2 separate regions of the Homo sapiens genome follow, and region 2 is linked to region 1. A link is a loop called in an ENCODE intact Hi-C map of the cell type or tissue named here. Cell type or tissue: dorsolateral prefrontal cortex. All regions are shown on one strand. Each heading gives the region's core, and the rest is flanking DNA. Links, peaks and the distances in the headings are about the cores only.

Region 1 (2,818 bases), core at 162-2,661:
ACAATTAATGTAAATCTGTGACAAGCCTCTTTTCATTCTGCTCAGTCATACCTGCTTTTATGTAGGGTGGTGGCAGCTGCCACAGTACCCTTCATTGTTTCTTTTGAGAAATATTTCCATAAATTAGTCCAATTCCCTTTCAGTAACTGATTGAAAAATAATGAGCGGTCAGGAGAAATAAGCATTGTTTGTTCAATGCATGATTTTTTCTTACTTAGGAGTTTGTTTTATCTAAGGGGAATGAGGAAGACAGATGCTAAAAGGAGCAGTGGAAGAGATACCAGTTCTTTGCTTATGTTCTCAACTAGCACTCACTTTGGTTTGCTGAATCTGAAAAAATACATTTCTGATTTCTTGTTTTGCATACTTCTTTATTAATTATTTAGCGTACATTGATCAGGCAGATAAATGTGAGAACCATTTCCGTCTAATCAGTTTAATGATGTTTCTGACAATGCTATACTGTTTCATATAATACATGACAAATAGATAACAATTTAAAATTATTTTTGTCTTCAATTATGTTGTCTGCTGACTTTGATAGTTAATTGGAATTGGTCTAGTTTTTAGGGCTTTCCAGTTTTTGAACAACTTGAATTTTTGTGTGAACTCTGTCCATTTTCATTTCAAAGACTTATTTTTCTTCACTTCAGTGTGTATATAATATGTGAACAAAATATTGGTGTTATAAGGGACAAACAAAAACGAATACGTTTTTTATCTAAAATTTAACTTTTGTGCTGTGGTGATTTCAGTTTCAATTCTTAGAAAACAAATACATTTTTCATTTGAGAGAATGTGGGAAGAAGGAAATATACAGCAAATGTCAGACATTTGTAGTCTTTTCAATTTTATTATTCATTACATAATATTACATAGAATCTAATTATTCTGTTGTTAGTGGGGTTGGAATATAAACGAAAACAAACTTTGGACACTAAATTTTACTCATGTAATCTAGTGGACAATTTATAGTTAATTTTAGCTGTCTTGATTTTCAAAAGGTGTTCTTAAAACTATCATTATAAAACTAGCTACTACATGTTATTTCTGCATTTAGTTATAAATAATCATTGCACACACCACTGGAATTCCCTTATGAGAATTAGATTCTTAATATTCTTTGAATGATCTGTTAAAAAATCATTCTTCTCAGCCCTCTAGAAGCAGTAAATCAGTTCACATTTTATGTTTAAAAATAAGGTCTATAGTCAAATTTATACCAAGTAATAATTCAATAAAATAATAAAGAATGAAAAATGTCTAGTACCTAGAGACAAGGTTTGGTTCAAGCTTAAATATCTTTAGATCCTGGCATTTTGCAACAACATCACAAATATAATAATTAGAAACAGATACCATGGTTCTCTGGGCTTATATTTATTAAAAGACACTTTTGGTTTGGTTGTAAACTTTAGTAATGTAAGGCTTACAAAGAGATGAAGTCAATTTAGCTCCATAAATACCAGGATGAATTTCTGTGTTTTGTTTTTGGTTGTTGTTCCTTTGTTTGTTTGTTTGTTTTTTTCTTTCATTTAACCCCCTCTTTCTATGTCTTGGGGGGTTGGAGTGAGACCCATTGTAAGCAGAACAATAAAGAGAACCAAATAATTGTTTTTCTGATACGTATATTAGACATTGTGACATGAAGTGTGAGAATTAGAAGTAGAAGGTCTCCTTTTTTTTTTTTTTAAATAGTGGTGGAGAAAAAAGTAGAGGCCATTTTGTATATTGGGTAAAGGTTTGGATTAGTTCTCATTTGACCTGTGTTTAATATCCATTATCACATGTTCATGTCCATTCTGTCAAGGCCTCCTTGCTCACTGAGTGACTATGTTGTGGGACTTCTTGAGTTTCAGTCCCTGCAATATGGGATGATAGCTAGTCTACTGTGATTTATTAGGTTCACAAAATTGTCTATTTAAAGCTCTTATTTAAAAATAACAGACACCAACTAGAGCTAGTTAAGTAGAAAAGAGACAGAATTGAAAAGATTTGGGAATCACTCACAGCATTTAAGGGAAGTGGAATTCCCAGCCTGAAGAAGGCATAGGACCCAATTAGATCTGAAGAAAACAGAAACACTTTCTCTCTGAAGGACTGCTGTACTGACTTATTTATTTTATCCATTTGGTGAGTGGTTATTGAGCAACCTAATCCATGCCAGGCACCCTTCTGGGTGCTGGGGTTGGACAGTGCTGAATAAGTTTCAAGGTTCCTATAGTCCCAGGAATTCTACTCTAGGGGTCAGAGCCAGTGGGGGAGAAAATCCAGATAAATAAATGAGAAAAAGATTAGAATACAACAAGTGCTAAAGAAATAATTAAAATTTAAAAAATATGAAAGCAGAAGTCTTAGAAACTGCATTAGACCAGGTGTTCTAGGAAGAACTGTCACCTGGAGATCTGAATGACAAAAACGAACTAGGCATGCAGAGATCAGGGGAAATACCTTAGAGACAGAAAAAAACCAAGGACCTAAATATGGAAGGAAATTGGCATTGCAGAGGGACAGAGACAGATACAGAGGTCAAAGGTTACCTTTTTCAAGATGAGATGGGTAGATTCCAGTTATGTGAGCTTTGCAATCTGAGGAAAGAATCCTAATGCTTTCAGATAATTTTTATCAAGGGACCCTATTTACTCATTCTTAGTCTCATCTTGTACGTGCTTCCCATTTATATTTTTCTTTAGTCTTTTTTACTGTTTACTCACAGCTCTGATTGTGTCTGGTCTTGATAACGGTAATTTCCTATTTTCTCTCACCTTAAAATCTATTATAAGTCAATTACTTGTTGGGAGATGCTAATTTGCTGATA
Region 2 (2,818 bases), core at 310-2,809, 98 kb before region 1:
AAGGGGTCCCGCGATGGAGACGCTCATCATTTACTATGAGTCTGAGAAACTCAGTTAACCTTAGAGAATCTGGGGTGTGAAAGGAGGCTATGATACCTTTCCTACCTGGAGATAGGGAGCTGATTCAGGTAAAATCTTGACATTCCTTCAGGTTCTGAAACTCTAATACTAGGAGTTGGAGAAAATGTGGACTTTTTCTGTGAGTATCTATTTACTATTATAAGTATATTTAGGATGAATAGGATTGTGCCTTAGAGTTTGGGGAGTATCACAGGGAATTTGTTGCTCTACTCAGTCCTTCTTAAGGGCTGAATGAATCTACTTTTATTTTTCTCCCAGTTGTGACCCATGAGCTATCAGAATCCCAGTACTATAGTTTCTCTTTTCTTTTAGTGATTTATTAACTACTGTTAGTCTTTTTTTAATAGGGTTATTAAGGTCAATTAAATAGTAAGGAAAGAGAAAACTTAAGTAGACATTGGTTTGAGTAAGAAAAAGGCAACAGAAATAAAACCATGTTTTGAAAAGTTGGGTCAGTATAGGAAGGTAATCCTTATAAAGTGATCATTCTAGGTAGGCATCACATTTATACACCCGTGGACTTCTTACTAAACTGACCTAGATTGTGGTGACCTGTGCTTAAATGATTCTTAAAGTCATTCTCAATTCCGATTTCCAGTGGTTATGTTACATTCAATAGGGTGTAGCCTTTGGAAAGATCTAATTTCTCAAATGTGCCGTGCCATTCCATCTGAATAGTCCAGTGATTTCAAAGACACCACGGAGGAATACCATTGATATCACAGAAGTCCTGTCCTTTCTTAAGATGAAGAGTATGAAAAATATCCAAGCAGATGCAGAGAGGCCATCTGTCTTGAGACTCTAGAGGACATTCCTATACTGGGTGGAGAATTGTACTAAGTGGGCTTGGGAGTCTTTCGCAACTCCTCACATTTGATTTTTTTTTTTCATTTTAAATAAATGATCATTTAGAATAAGTAGAGCTCTGCGTTTTCCTTGAAAAGTAGGATGGAATTCATGAAAGGGACCAGCGAATGTTCTCTTATGCCCTGGTCTGTGCAGTACTCTATGCAGACAGACACTTGACAGATACCCTTGATATTTCCTTTCTCTTCCTTTGTGGGATTGCTTTGAACTCTGTAGGAGACAGTTTAGAATATAATTGCCTTGTCCTGCTTTAGGGATATGTAGGCGGGCTTAAATACAGATATTCTCAAATAGCTGGTTCTAGTAAACTAAATGCCCTTCCTGAGGAAATATATGGGTTGTAGATGCTGAAATAAACTAGGTTAAAAATATTTATTACACAAAAGAGATGCTAACTGAAAGAGGCACACATCCTTGTTCTCCCAACAGTTTCTCACTTGTAAATGGCATCTCTAAAGGGTTGTCCAAATTCCTAGTGTGGGCATGTAGAGTAGACAGCTGAGTCACAGCTGCTGAAATGAGACCATGCCTCCCTCCCGCTCGTGAAGGGAAGAAATAGGGAGAAAGGAGTGCAAGAGAATTAGTGCCAACAGCTTACTTAAAATTCACTGGCTTGAGAAGTCTATGAGATTCCTGGGCCAACCGGAAGCCATTACTCTACCACGTGGAGTGTCTGAAGCATGAAATCTGCCTTTCCTTAGAGAACTCTTATCATTGGCCATAGTTTGTACAAAAATGTATCTTCTTTCTGCAGAGATCTTTCCTGTATTGCAGGAATGCTAGTGTTCTCTGGCCTATCATATGAGGCTGCTGGCCTACCATTCTAGTTTGCATTTTCGACTTGGTGATACCTGGCCAGCATGTTGGCTTTCTCCTGAAGTTTGATGTTTCTCTTCCCCTTGCAGTACATATTTGAAAAGAAGTTTGGAACTGCCAGCTTTGCTTGGATTTGAACTATGGCTTGGTGCCTTACTAGCAATGAGACCTTGAACAAATTACTCAAGCTCTCTCTACCTTAGTTTCCTCATCAATAAAATGGGAATGATAATAATGCCCAACTTTTTAGGTTGTTGTGGGGATTAAATAAATTGTTTCATATTAATGTACCCCCCACCAAGGTGTGGGGATTAAATGAATTGTTCAGATTGCTTAGAACATTGCCTGGCTTGTCGCCACTCTGCCATCAATGGCTGCTGAATATCCTGTATTGGAAGTAGCATTGAAGATGATTGGAAAGAGATATTAATTTACCAGCAAATTAACACTCCATCTCATAGAAAGAGCACTAATAAATTAAGATCTGCTCCATATCACCATTACTAATATTGTTTTAGAATTTTTTATGGATTTAAATAATTTTACACACATACAGAGGAAAACAAACAGTATTATTTAGACATTATGAATTTATACTTAGAAGGCCCAGTAGCATCAATTGTAAAATTACTAGATTTAGATCATTAGCAAAATATTTGAGACTGCAAATTTTCAAAAAGAGGTGACTTTTCCAAATATCATCAATAAATTATAAGAAAGTATAATGTGGGAAAGGCTAGAAATAAATATAAACCAAAATATTAGCACTTACTACTTCTGGTTTTTGGGAATATATGTGATCTTTTAAATAAATTTAAAAAGCCCTATTGTTTACGTAGTATTTACTGTGTGCTGTGAACTGTGTTAAGTAATTTTTGTATTTTAAAAATAGCTATTGGCTTTACACTTCATTTGTGTTCTGACCAAATATTTTCATTAGTCCCCTTTGAGATCCATAAAGCCTTTCTGAGTTTTGTGAATGTAATGCAGCTAAAGATTATAATTGTAAAACTGCATTCCAAATGGCACGTATTGTAATTTGCTGCTACTTATA

Evidence for each region. A loop is a pair of places that touch in the nucleus more often than their neighbours do. Peaks named below come from ENCODE experiments on the same cell type or tissue, not always from the same donor. Only the 100,000 strongest peaks of a DNase experiment are listed, where the experiment ranks them.
Region 2: it touches region 1 in a loop (2.4-fold over the local background); 1 of 110 quality-filtered maps calls a loop at or near these places.

The regions. Positions count from the first base shown.
Region 1 is chr6:128,313,715-128,316,532 of GRCh38, reverse strand. All of the region lies in intron 3 of PTPRK (protein tyrosine phosphatase receptor type K), which reads left to right. Among named protein-coding and RNA genes, the nearest start is that of PTPRK, 210 kb to the left of the region's middle. In dorsolateral prefrontal cortex, for the core only: no CTCF peak of the experiment used is centred there; no DNase peak of the experiment used is centred there.
Region 2 is chr6:128,411,539-128,414,356 of GRCh38, reverse strand. The region is part of intron 1 of PTPRK (protein tyrosine phosphatase receptor type K); the gene reads left to right. Among named protein-coding and RNA genes, the nearest start is that of PTPRK, 110 kb to the left of the region's middle. In dorsolateral prefrontal cortex, for the core only: no CTCF peak of the experiment used is centred there; a DNase peak (open chromatin) is centred at 1,536.